Linked DNA regions of Homo sapiens: all the other regions are linked to region 1. The links are chromatin contacts, found by Hi-C or POLR2A ChIA-PET in ENCODE. All regions are on one chromosome and are shown on one strand. The core of a region is the stretch at or near the end of the contact, and the rest is flanking DNA. Distances in the headings are between cores, read along the strand shown. Region 1 overlaps EFHB (EF-hand domain family member B). Region 2 overlaps KAT2B (lysine acetyltransferase 2B). Region 3 overlaps KAT2B (lysine acetyltransferase 2B). Region 4 overlaps KAT2B (lysine acetyltransferase 2B).

Region 1 (2,700 bases), core at 9-2,508:
GTCCCTCAGCCATCCAACTGCCTCTTCCTGGAAATAATAAATATTATTGATTCTTTCCTACACTACTACAGATATTCCATGCATAAACAAGCAAATAAAAACCATGTATAAATGTATATTTTTATTTTTCATATAATATTAAAGTTGAATATAGCTGAGCTCTTAGAAAAATTAAAATACAGAAGTCCATTTAAGAATTCAGCAAATGGCTAAGCATGCTGGCTCACACCAATAATCCCAGCACTTTGGGAGGCCAAAGCAAGAGAATCCCTTGAACCCAGGAGTTCAAGGGCAAGTAGGACCAGCCTGGGCAACATAGTGAGACCTCGTCTGTATTAAAAATAATAATAATAAATTTTAAAATTTAAAAAAATAATAATTCATCAAACCTTCAAAAATTAAATACCTTTAATAATGACCCTCTCTTCATACTCTTTAAGAAGCATTTTGTCTTTCCAGTTAAGAAAATTTGCGAATTCCAGATAGTTAATGAAGCCATCATTATCCACATCACAGTAGTCAAATAGCTGGTCCAGGAGCTTGTCATCTAAACTCAAGTTGGCCTGGTCACAAGCTTCCTGCAGCTCGTCTTTATCTATCATCCCATCTCCCTTCTGTTATACAGGAAGCAAAAGAACATAAAATGGGAGTTGTCTTCAAGAGCAGAGTAGGCAACATTATTTAGTTTAAGAAAAAAGAAATAGCTTCATCACATAAATTCAAATTTGTCTCAATTTTCACAGAAGAGGAGTCAAATACGCTGGTTAGACCGTGGTAGAGCATTATTACCATGATATGGGCTTGACATTTCATATGACCAATAGGTGTGTACTTTTGACAGCTCTCTACAATTTTTATCCTTACAAAGTTTTTAATACCTTCTGTGTTTTAACCTGGCAATAAATGGCCCTTCATTTCATTGCCTGTTATTAAGGAGAAATTGGGGAGATAGTTGCAGGACAAGTTCACGGAGGTGGGTTCAAAGACAGTGGTCTGGTTTTCATAACACTCCTATGGGCAAGAGGGAAATGCTACCAATCTGATGGTCAGCCCCATTGAAACAAGTAACACTAAGATTCATCCTGGTAAGTAGGGGGAGGAGGGTGGAGGGAAAAAGTCTCACCTCCTTTCAGACAGCAGTTAAAGACAGAAGTACCTACACTGAGTATGAACAGAGGGAAATGTATAAGGGCTCTCAGCAGAAACTGGCTGATTCACTTGGGAGATGAAGGGGCAGAGCACACAATGTTCGTTAAGGAAGAATGTCAACAGCTGGGACATCTTAGCACTCAGTCCCTCCTGCAGTCTATCAAGCCAACCTTAAATCCATTCAGAGATGATGGCAAAGGTCCCAGTTTTCTTGTTTGTTTCTGCAGTGAATTCTTCCTGCTATAAGGGAGCTTTGGCCCCCTCAGAGAGACTTCCCTGAGAGGAAATAACTCCCAAGAGGAATCATAAATGAGTCACTGCGTAGTATTTAAGCTCTTACTGCCCAGGACTGGATTTACAATGCTGATGGAGGCAATCCCCTGGAGAACGAGAAACTGACTCGATGAATTATAAATTCTTGCAGTCAGACCCACAGCCCTGGAAAACTTCCCTACTTAACCCTTGTATTCAAACAGAATGAGAACTTAAAATATATGATCTTGACAATACAGCTGCAAATGCCCTGGATTAAAGCAGACTCCTTTATAAAAGTCTCTACTACAGGCCAGGCACGGTGGCTCATGCCTGTAATCCCAGCACTTTGGGAGCCTGACCAACACGGAGAAATCCCGTCTCTACTGAAAATACAAAATTAGCCAGCGTGGTGGCACATGCCTGTAATCCCAGCTACTCGGGAGGCTGAGGCAGGAGAATCGCTTGAATCCAGGAGGCCGAGGTTGCAGTGAGCCGAGACTGCGCCATTGCACTCCAGACTGGGCAACAAGAGTGAAATTCCATCTCAAAAACAAACAAAAGTCTCTACTACAACCAAAAATGCAAACCCACACTCATCCTAGCTGAAAAGCAATGCGGGATGTGGCTGTTGAATCAAGAGAGCCCCAAAACTGAAACAGATGCTGTCAACGATAAATTACCGCCTAATATGCAGGGCTTTGTGTGCACTGAAAACACTGGTGGTTTGTTTCATGGAGCTACCATGCCACCACCATGCCACTCAAAATCAAAGTAAATATTTCTTACTTACTAGTGCAAAGCCATTCTCTCCCTCTGCACCCTTAATCCCTCCCTCCCCCAAGCCCTGATCTCATCCGCTTTAGGGAGAAAGATGATTAGAAGTAGGACCAAGGGCTCCAGGTCTTCAAGAGGGATGCATCTGTTCAGTGGGGTGAGATTCTCACATTTTTATGGTTTGGATACAGTTCCCAAAGTCATCATCATAGTCAGTCCTGGGAGAGGATGGTAGGGAAGGATGTCCGAATTCAGTTAATGGGGTTTGGGCACAGTTTGCAGAGAAGAATTAAAGATAACCATGTATTATTGCTACGGCTTCCAAGCCTGAATATTTAATTGGTATTGATGCTTTCCATGTCTGTAGAGTGAATGTTCATATGTGACAGAGGGGATTATCCTGATCAAGAAGAGCCATGTATAGACAATTGTTATTACCTTTGGGACCCCATAACCCTAATGACTCCTTTGAGTTACAAGTCTATAACTGGTGGTTTTGCCAATTAGAGCCTCTGGAAAAGA
Region 2 (2,700 bases), core at 201-2,700, 220 kb after region 1:
AATAAGCTTTCCTCTCTGACATTGACCTAGTTTCATGTGTAACACACCCTTTTCCTCTCTTTCTCTTCACTTTTGCAAATATATGCAATTTCAGTTATAAAGTATTTTCTCCTTAATAATTGATATTTATAGGAATTGCAGATTTCTTCAAAATAAGTTTTTAAATTATATCTTCATTTCCGTATCTTTCATTTTAGGATTTTACATTAACAATAGTTCTGTATTATTGAAACTCTGCTATATTATTGAAACTCTTGTTTATAATAAGAGTTGAGACGATAAGTCTCTCAAAAATATGTATTTTTTAATCCCGTCTGTGAACAATTGACAAAGCTGAATATTTGTCAAAGCCAGGGCCCTGAATGCATTTGCGACTTTTAGCAGAGAAAATAATCGTTTCATCAAGAAAAAGGAGAATTAATTGTGAAGCAGCTTGGGAGACATTAGTATATTTTGTTTTATTTTTATTTTTATTTTTTTTAGAGATGGTGTCTTATTCTGTATCCTGGGCTGGAGCGCAGTGGCATGATCATAGCTCACTGTAGCCTCAACCTCCTAGACTCAAGCAATTCATCTATCTCAGCCTCCTTAGTAGCTGGGACTACAGGCACATGCCACCATGCCTGGCTATTTGTTTATTTTTTATAGAGATGGGGTCTCGCTGTGTTGCCCAGGCTGGTCTCAAACTCCTGACCTCAAGCAATCCTCCCACCTTGGCCTCCCAAAGTGCTGAGATTACATGTGTGAGTCACTGTGCCCAGCTATGATATTTTAGAAAACAGAAGAAAAATGCAAGGCAGCCTTTGAGAATTACTAAGAAATTGGTGGCACTTATGAATACTTAAGAAGTAGTAAAAATGGAAATTGGTTTGGATGAGTGCTGGGTTTGAATGGTGTGGGTCCATCTCTCCCTTTTTACATGAGCTTTAGACCAGTCTCTGGTCTAAAGAGACTTTTGGTTTCTTTCTCTGTCCAAGTGTCATGACTTTTGTGAGTATTCCATGGGTGGTTTGTATGTAGTTTCTGACACACAGAGCAGGTGCTGGGAAGATGCTCATCATCATTTTCCTCCCATGCACATTGTTCTCTAAAACTCAGTCACTGCCAATGTGGAGCTTATTAAGCTAAAGCCTTAAATGTATAATTGAGTGAGTGTGTAATTATTTGAATATCGCTTTAGAAATTAAGATAGCAGGGAATAGAAAAACAGCAAAAGAGTCCTTTATAGCCCAGCCTCCTGAGCCAACAGCTGAAGGCAAAAAGTGGAGTCAGACAATGGGAAAGAGAAACTTGCTGAGAGAAACAGAAATGAATATGCCCTAATGAGTTCTGAAACGTGCTGATTTCTAGGTGAAATGTAGACCAATAGCCCCTATTAATAATAAATAAGGAAATGAAGGTAGATGACACCAACCTCCCCCACGTCCCCACCATCACGTCATGTTGATGAGGAAAGGGAAGTAGAGAGGAACAACCTGTGAAAATTAGGAGAATCAATATTCGGAGTAAAACCTCACTGCCATGACCACATGGGGAATTAAAAAAACCACATACCACCACAGCATGATGTCTCACTGATACTGATCTTCTCAAAAATGGGTAATATTACTGGCTGCAGGCACCAGCAGGCTTTATCTTGATGTTGCTGTAAGAGAACCTCAGGACCTATAACGCTGGTTCAGCTTATAACTTACAGCAGTTACTGTAAATATTAGAACAAAGATGTGCCGAAAATGTTTGCAGTATATCAGTCTGAAAATGAAGTTAAACAGGATTCTTTGTGGAAAAGACTGGACTTAGAAAATGATTGTGTTCATTACAGAGCTAACTTGTAAATATTTATTCCATAAAAATTAAAAGCAGACTGAACAGTAGTACTGCTTAAATTACTTCTCTGTTCTGAAGAAAAGAAAAATATAAGTATTCTTTTTTTGTTGTTTTTTTGTTTTTTTTTTTTTTGAGATGGAGTCTCACTCTGTTGTCCAGGCTGGAGTGCAGTGGCGCGACTCAGCTCACTGCAACCTCCACCTCCTGAGTTCAGGCGATTTTCCTGCCTTAGCCTCCCAAGTAGCTAGGATTACAAGTGCGTGCCACCATGCCTGGCTAATTTTTGTATTTTTAGTAAAGATGGGGTTTCACCATGTTGGCCAGGCTAGTCTCGAACTCCTGACCTCAGGTGATCTGCCTACCTCGTCCTCCTAAAGTGCTGGGATTAAAGGCGTGAGCCACCTTGCTCAACCTAAATATTGTTACATAAGTGTATGTTAACTGTACCTTATATATACTCCCAGGAGCAATTGTGGTTATAGAAAAAAATGTGGGCAAATATTTTGAAGTTCCTGAATTTCATGATAGTACACTATTTAATTCCATGAAGAAATAACCTAAAAAGAAAGTGTCACAGGATTATGACTTCTTAAAATACAACTGTCCAACAGTCTGCTGAAGGAAAGTGCAAGTAATTAGTCTTAGATTTTGAATTGTGTAGAACTTTTGAAAGTTAAAGCTTACCCCCACACTGGGGAGATGTTTCATAAGAATACAGAGTGGCTGTGTGCAGTAGCTGATGCCTGTAATCCCAGCAACTTTGGGAGGCTGAGGCGAGAGGATCGCTTGAGCCCAGGAGTTTGAGCCCAGCCTGGGCAACAGAATGAGACTTCATCTCTACAAAAATAAAAATAAAAAACTAGCTGGGTGTGG
Region 3 (2,700 bases), core at 21-2,520, 170 kb after region 1:
GTTTGGGTGACAGAGTGAGACCCTGTCTCAAAAAACAAGACAAAACAAAAAAACTCAGGAAGGTATATGAGTGTTATGAGATCAGTGAGTTAAAAGCTACAAAGTGAGACAAAGTTTTAGCATATATTCTAGAAGTCTGTATTATATTAGTAAACTTAAAAATCAATTGTATATGAAGGCATTCTTTAAACTACTATTTATATTTTTTGTTACTTTGTGGCCCACTTTAAAGTCTACAATAGACTTTCTTTAATTGTTCCTTTACCATTTAGGCTTATTTTTTATTTATTTTTATTTTATTTTATTTTTTTGAGATGGAGTCTCACTCTGTAGCCCAGGCTGGAGTGCAGTGGCATGATCTCAGCTCACCGCGACTTCCATCTCCAGGTTCAAGTGATTCTCCTGCCTCAGTCTCCCAAGTAGCTGAGATTACAGGCATGTACCACCACACCGAGCTAATTTTTGTATTTTTAGTAGAGATGGGGTCTCGCCATGTTGGCAAGGCTGGTCTCAAACTCCTGACCTCAAGTGATCCATCCTCCTCGGCCTCCCAAAGTGCTGGGATTACAGGCATGAGCCATTGTGTCCGGCTTTAGACTTATTTTTTTTTGTTTTTGTTTTTTGTTTTTTTGTTTTTTTTTTGAGACGGTGTCTCGCTCTGTCACCTAGGCTGCAGTGCAGTGGCGCGATCTTGGCTCACTGCAATCTCCGCCTCCTGGGTTCAAGCAATTCTCTGCCTCAGCCTCCTGAGTAGCTGGGATTACAGGGGTCTGCCACCATACGCAGCTAATTTTTGTATCTTTAGTAGAGACGGGGTTTTACCATCTTGGCCAGGCTGGTCTTGAATTCCTGACCTCGTGATCCACCCTCATCGGCCTTCCAAAGTGCTGGGATTGATTACAGATGTGAAGGAGATGGATGCATTTATTTTGGAAAAAAGTGTGAATAATGTCTCTAATGGTCCACTTGGAACAATACATCACCTAATATCAGGAGGAGGTTTAGGGTAATCTTGTCAGTAACCTCAGGGCAAGTTGTATGGGGTTGCTTCCATTAAATTCCATGCCATCCTAATCAGTCCCCATGCGTTGTGTACTCTTGGCTTGTGCAGCTTTTTGCGAGGTTTGTGTGGTATGCAGGAGGTTCCAGAAGTACAAGGATGAGACCTGAGTAATATCATAGTGATTGATGGTGGCAGTGCCAATTTGCATCAGCTCTGACAAGCTGGTGTTGAAACTAGATGGCAGAATGCCAAAGATGCCAAGGTCAGCATACTTTGAAATAATGAAGTGAGTCATGTAACCCAGGATTGGCACATACTCACAGGACTACCTGACTCATCCCACCTCGAAAGGAACACATCTGTGAGCACCGGTTAGGGGCCTGTGGCCACTTCTCTGCTACATGTGCAAAAGGAAGCAAAAGCCACAAGGAGCCCTTTTCTTGTTGAGGAGACAGATATTAAGTGAAAGAAAAATTAAAATGAATAATCAAGCATGAAGTCAATGCAGAGAGAAACCATTGTGAGCCAGGGGGAGGTGAAAGGGTGGGAGAGAGACCCAGCCCAGATAGAGGGAACAGAGTAAAACCAAGCAGAGAAGCAAAACTGTTGTGAGCCAGACGTGAGAGTAGTTTAGAACATGGACCTGGGCACCAGACTGCCTGGGTTTGAACCCTGATGTGTGACTATGGGGAGGTTACTTATGCTTTACAAGCCTCAGATTTCGCAGCTGTAATGTGGAGACAGTGATATATGTCAACTTTTTCCGTTTACTCAACAAATTGTTATTTAATGTGCCAGGTGTTGATTTAGATGCTGGTGATACAGTGACAGATGGGTCCTTATTCTTGCAGAGCTTGCTTTCTGGTAGCAGAAGCAGACAATAAGCCAGAAAATAACAGAAAGTGGTAAGTGCCTCGCAGAGAATGAAAACAGAGAATTAAATGAGAATGCCTGGGGAATTCCTCTAGATACATGCCCAGGAAATCCTTCTGCAGAAGGGACACGGACCGAGGCCTGCATGATAAGAAGTGAGGAAGAGGGTGCCGTGCAAAGACTCTGGGGCCAGAAGTGGCTTGTCGTGTGTGAGGCCTGTCAGGAGACCTGTGTGGCTAGATGGAGGTGGGTGGGGTGGGGGGTATGAGTGTAGGAGATTAGGTGGAAGGGATAAATGGGGGCCAGATTGCCAACATATAATTTTTACACAGTGATGTCAAGATCTTTAGTTCTGATACGTTTCAACAAATACGTATCAAGACAGAACTTTTCCATCCCCCTAGAAAATTTCTGCCTGCTCCTTGCCATTCAAGTCTCTCTCCCTTGGAAGCAAGCACTGATCTGATTTGTGTCACTTTAAGTTAATTTAGCTATTTTTCATATAAATGTTACCACATAGTACATACTGTTCTTTCACTCAGTATATTTTTGAGATTAATCCGTGGTGTTGGATGCATTGGTAGTTAATTTCTATTTATTGCTGAGGAGTATTCTGCTGTATGGACGTACTAGTTTGTTTATCTGTTGACTTGTTATGGACATCTGGGCTGTTTCCAGTGAATTCAAATTAGATTTCCGGTTTGAAGTGACCCCTCTGGCTGCTCTGAGAAGAATAAAGTATATGAGAGAAACAGTAGATAAAGAGGGCCAGTTGGAAGTTATTATAGTCTAGGTATGAGTAGATGGTGTCTTGGGCTAGGGTA
Region 4 (2,700 bases), core at 1-2,500, 240 kb after region 1:
ATCTACACTGAATATCATCCGTGTACACATATAATACTCCAATTTCTCAAAATGCTTTACCTGCCTTTTCTGTCTTGTCTTCATAACTTGTATGTGTATGTGTCTCTGTGTGTATGTGTGCACACATGTGTATTTAGGACTCTGAAAATCCACAAATGTGTATCTTATTAGAACAAAGATGAGAAGCTTGGATGTGTCCCATCCCCACTGTCTTGAGAGAATAGCTCTGTGTAATTTTTTCCTGTCTCTTGCATCTCAGACCAATTTTCTGTCAGCACACTCGGCCAGGGATGAGGCGGCAAGGTTGGAAGAGCGCAGGGGTGTAATTGAATTTCACGTGGTTGGCAATTCCCTCAACCAGAAACCAAACAAGAAGATCCTGATGTGGCTGGTTGGCCTACAGAACGTTTTCTCCCACCAGCTGCCCCGAATGCCAAAAGAATACATCACACGGCTCGTCTTTGACCCGTAAGTGGTACTTTCTGTTCCTTCTTCCTTATTTCCTTTTTAAATGAAAGAGGAACTGCTTAGATAGTGAAAGTCAGCCATAGTCATCCACCGAATACTACTGCACCTGTCTTGCTGTGGATACAGAGCTTCACCAAGCTGATTTTCATGTCTGAAAGTGCTAAGAGTAATTTTCAACAATTTACAAATTTTCTTGTTAATGATGATGAAACTTTATATTTTACATTGCTGATGACTCTCCTGTGCTTCATTCTTTATAGCAGTGAGAGAATGTAACACTAAGATGTTCTGCTTTCTTCATAATCAAAATATTGGTTTTGGTATCTTAACTAGGTGCCATTATTGCCCAGGTCTGTGGGCAATTATTGGGATATAAGACAGGTTAACTTTGAAAATCCATTGCTTAAAAAAAAAAAACAAAAAACTAGGCCGGGCATGGTGGCTCATGCCTGTAATCCCAGCATTTTGGGAGGCTGAGGTGGGAGGATCACCTGAGGTTGAGAGTTTGTGACCAGCCTGACCAACATGGAGAAACCCCGTCTCTACTAAAAATACAAAATTAGCCAGGCCTGGTGACACATGCCTGTAATCACGGCTACTTGGGAGGCTGAGGCAGGAGAATTGCTTGAACCCAGGAGGCGGAGGTTGTGGTGAGCCGAGACCGTGCCATTGCACTCCAGCCTGGGCAACAGAGCGAAACTCCATTTCAAAAAAAAAAAAAAAAAAACCCACGAAACCCTAAAGAACTAAACTTCTCTAATTGAATTTATTTTAACATACATAGCCCAGTAGCCTATGGGGACTGTGATCCATGCCTGTGACAATTCAGAGTGATGCTTTAGACAGAGGGAAGGATTCCATAATGCGGAATTTTGCAAATTGTATATGTAAATTTTAAATTCTTTTTCATAATGTTTCTGTAATATTTTGGAGTAAGACTTAACTCTTCAGAGACACATACCATGTTTGTCCATGACTTCCTGCTCTCCCTGACCCCTCCTTGGCACTGGCTGTGCCAGTTCCAGAGCACCTCTGCACATACTCTGTTCTCTATTTGTAAACCTCAGGCACTTCTTAGGTGACTGGTATTTTGTTCTGATGGGAGTGCTGATGACATCTTGTGCAGGCGACCTAGCTCTAAAAAGTTCAGATAAAAGGATGGTCTAGCGAGATAGGGGCTACATGAAGGAAGTTTCTATAGAAACTTAGGACATGTCCCTCTTTCTTAGTTGGTTAATAAGGAACACCCCAAAAAGTATATTTATATAACTAGGATAGGTAAAACTTTGACATAATCTTATTCTTTCAGGAAACACAAAACCCTTGCTTTAATTAAAGATGGCCGTGTTATTGGTGGTATCTGTTTCCGTATGTTCCCATCTCAAGGATTCACAGAGATTGTCTTCTGTGCTGTAACCTCAAATGAGCAAGTCAAGGTAAGGGTAAACCCAAGGTCTTAGAAGAAGAGCAGAATGTGGGGCTTCTCACTAAGGCCTGCAGAGCTTGGGAAGATCTCTCTGTGCCATGTCCAGAGAAGGTTCAAAGTGGAGTTAAGGACTTTCTGGGAATAGTCCTCTCACTCCAATGGTCTCCAACCTTTTTGGCACCAGGGACTGGTTTCACGGAAGACAATTTTTCCACGGGTCAGATTAGGGCTATGATTTTGGGATGAAACTGTTCCAGCTCAGATCATCAGGCATTAGTTAGATTCTCATAAGGAGCATGCAACCTAGATCCCTTGCACGCATAGTTCACAATGGGGTTTGCACTCCTATGAGAGTCTAGTGCCACCACTGATCTGACAGGAGGCAGAGCTCAGGCGGTAATGCTCACTTGCCTGCCACTCACCTCGTGCTGTGCAGCCCGGTCCCTAACAGGCCACGGACTGGTAATGGTCTAGGGGTTGGGGACCTCTGTCTCACTGTGAGTGTATGTGTATGTGTGTGAGGAGAGTAAGTGGTTTCACCTACCAACAAGTAGGGTTGTACCAAGGCTTTGTTGGACTTTGGGGCGAGGTACCAGGATACTGTACAAGTTCAATATGTAACTCAAGTGTAGTCGATAGCAAATGAAGGGATATTTGAAAAATAGATCTCAGTGTTCATTGTTAATTTACACATACACGCAAACATGTAATCACAATTAGTGACACTGAACTACTGGAAAGGATATGGTTAATGTGGATTAGAAAGATGATTTAGGCAGCTTACACTTCAGAAAGATTTCTTATGA

What was found. A loop is a pair of places that touch in the nucleus more often than their neighbours do. ChIA-PET counts read pairs that join two places held with the same protein, here RNA polymerase II (POLR2A). Pooled maps may share reads with other maps.
Region 2: a loop to region 1 is called in a map of naive thymus-derived CD4-positive, alpha-beta T cell, with 4 times the contacts of the local background. The contact joins two enhancer-like sites. A Hi-C loop is called at or near these places in 3 of 168 maps with a recorded cell type or tissue (CD4-positive, alpha-beta memory T cell, heart right ventricle and naive thymus-derived CD4-positive, alpha-beta T cell) and 9 of 50 pooled maps. POLR2A ChIA-PET finds 5 or more read pairs at or near these places in 4 of 52 experiments (RWPE1, activated CD8-positive, alpha-beta memory T cell, activated naive CD4-positive, alpha-beta T cell and 1 more).
Region 3: a loop to region 1 is called in a pooled map, with 2.8 times the contacts of the local background. The contact joins two enhancer-like sites. A Hi-C loop is called at or near these places in 31 of 168 maps with a recorded cell type or tissue (B cell, CD8-positive, alpha-beta T cell, Caco-2 and 23 more), 16 of 37 single-sample maps with no recorded cell type and 25 of 50 pooled maps. POLR2A ChIA-PET finds 5 or more read pairs at or near these places in 7 of 52 experiments (A549, AG04449, CD8-positive, alpha-beta memory T cell and 4 more).
Region 4: a map of PC-3 shows a loop between it and region 1 (5-fold over the local background). The contact joins two enhancer-like sites. A Hi-C loop is called at or near these places in 4 of 168 maps with a recorded cell type or tissue (GM12878, PC-3, Right ventricle myocardium inferior and 1 more), 5 of 37 single-sample maps with no recorded cell type and 9 of 50 pooled maps. POLR2A ChIA-PET finds 5 or more read pairs at or near these places in 1 of 52 experiments (WTC11).

Annotation. Positions count from the first base shown.
Region 1 is chr3:19,888,038-19,890,737 of GRCh38, forward strand. EFHB (EF-hand domain family member B) reads right to left here. Exons shown (of 13, transcript NM_144715.4): 10 at 407-614. Among named protein-coding and RNA genes, the nearest start is that of EFHB, 45 kb to the right of the region's middle. Within about 2 kb of position 1,259, at least 14 of the 41 ENCODE cell types and tissues checked have a DNase peak (open chromatin) inside an H3K27ac peak, as active enhancers do; they include heart right ventricle, where a contact is called at or near this core.
Region 2 is chr3:20,102,946-20,105,645 of GRCh38, forward strand. All of the region lies in intron 5 of KAT2B (lysine acetyltransferase 2B), which reads left to right. Among named protein-coding and RNA genes, the nearest start is that of MIR3135A, 33 kb to the right of the region's middle. Within about 2 kb of position 1,451, at least 4 of the 41 ENCODE cell types and tissues checked have a DNase peak (open chromatin) inside an H3K27ac peak, as active enhancers do.
Region 3 is chr3:20,053,506-20,056,205 of GRCh38, forward strand. The region is part of intron 1 of KAT2B (lysine acetyltransferase 2B); the gene reads left to right. Among named protein-coding and RNA genes, the nearest start is that of KAT2B, 14 kb to the left of the region's middle. RefSeq lists an enhancer at 1,453-1,692. Within about 2 kb of position 1,271, at least 18 of the 41 ENCODE cell types and tissues checked have a DNase peak (open chromatin) inside an H3K27ac peak, as active enhancers do; they include heart right ventricle, where a contact is called at or near this core.
Region 4 is chr3:20,125,646-20,128,345 of GRCh38, forward strand. It overlaps KAT2B (lysine acetyltransferase 2B), which reads left to right. Exons shown (of 18, transcript NM_003884.5): 10 at 260-468; 11 at 1,778-1,904. Among named protein-coding and RNA genes, the nearest start is that of MIR3135A, 11 kb to the right of the region's middle. RefSeq lists an enhancer at 376-455. Within about 2 kb of position 1,251, at least 5 of the 41 ENCODE cell types and tissues checked have a DNase peak (open chromatin) inside an H3K27ac peak, as active enhancers do.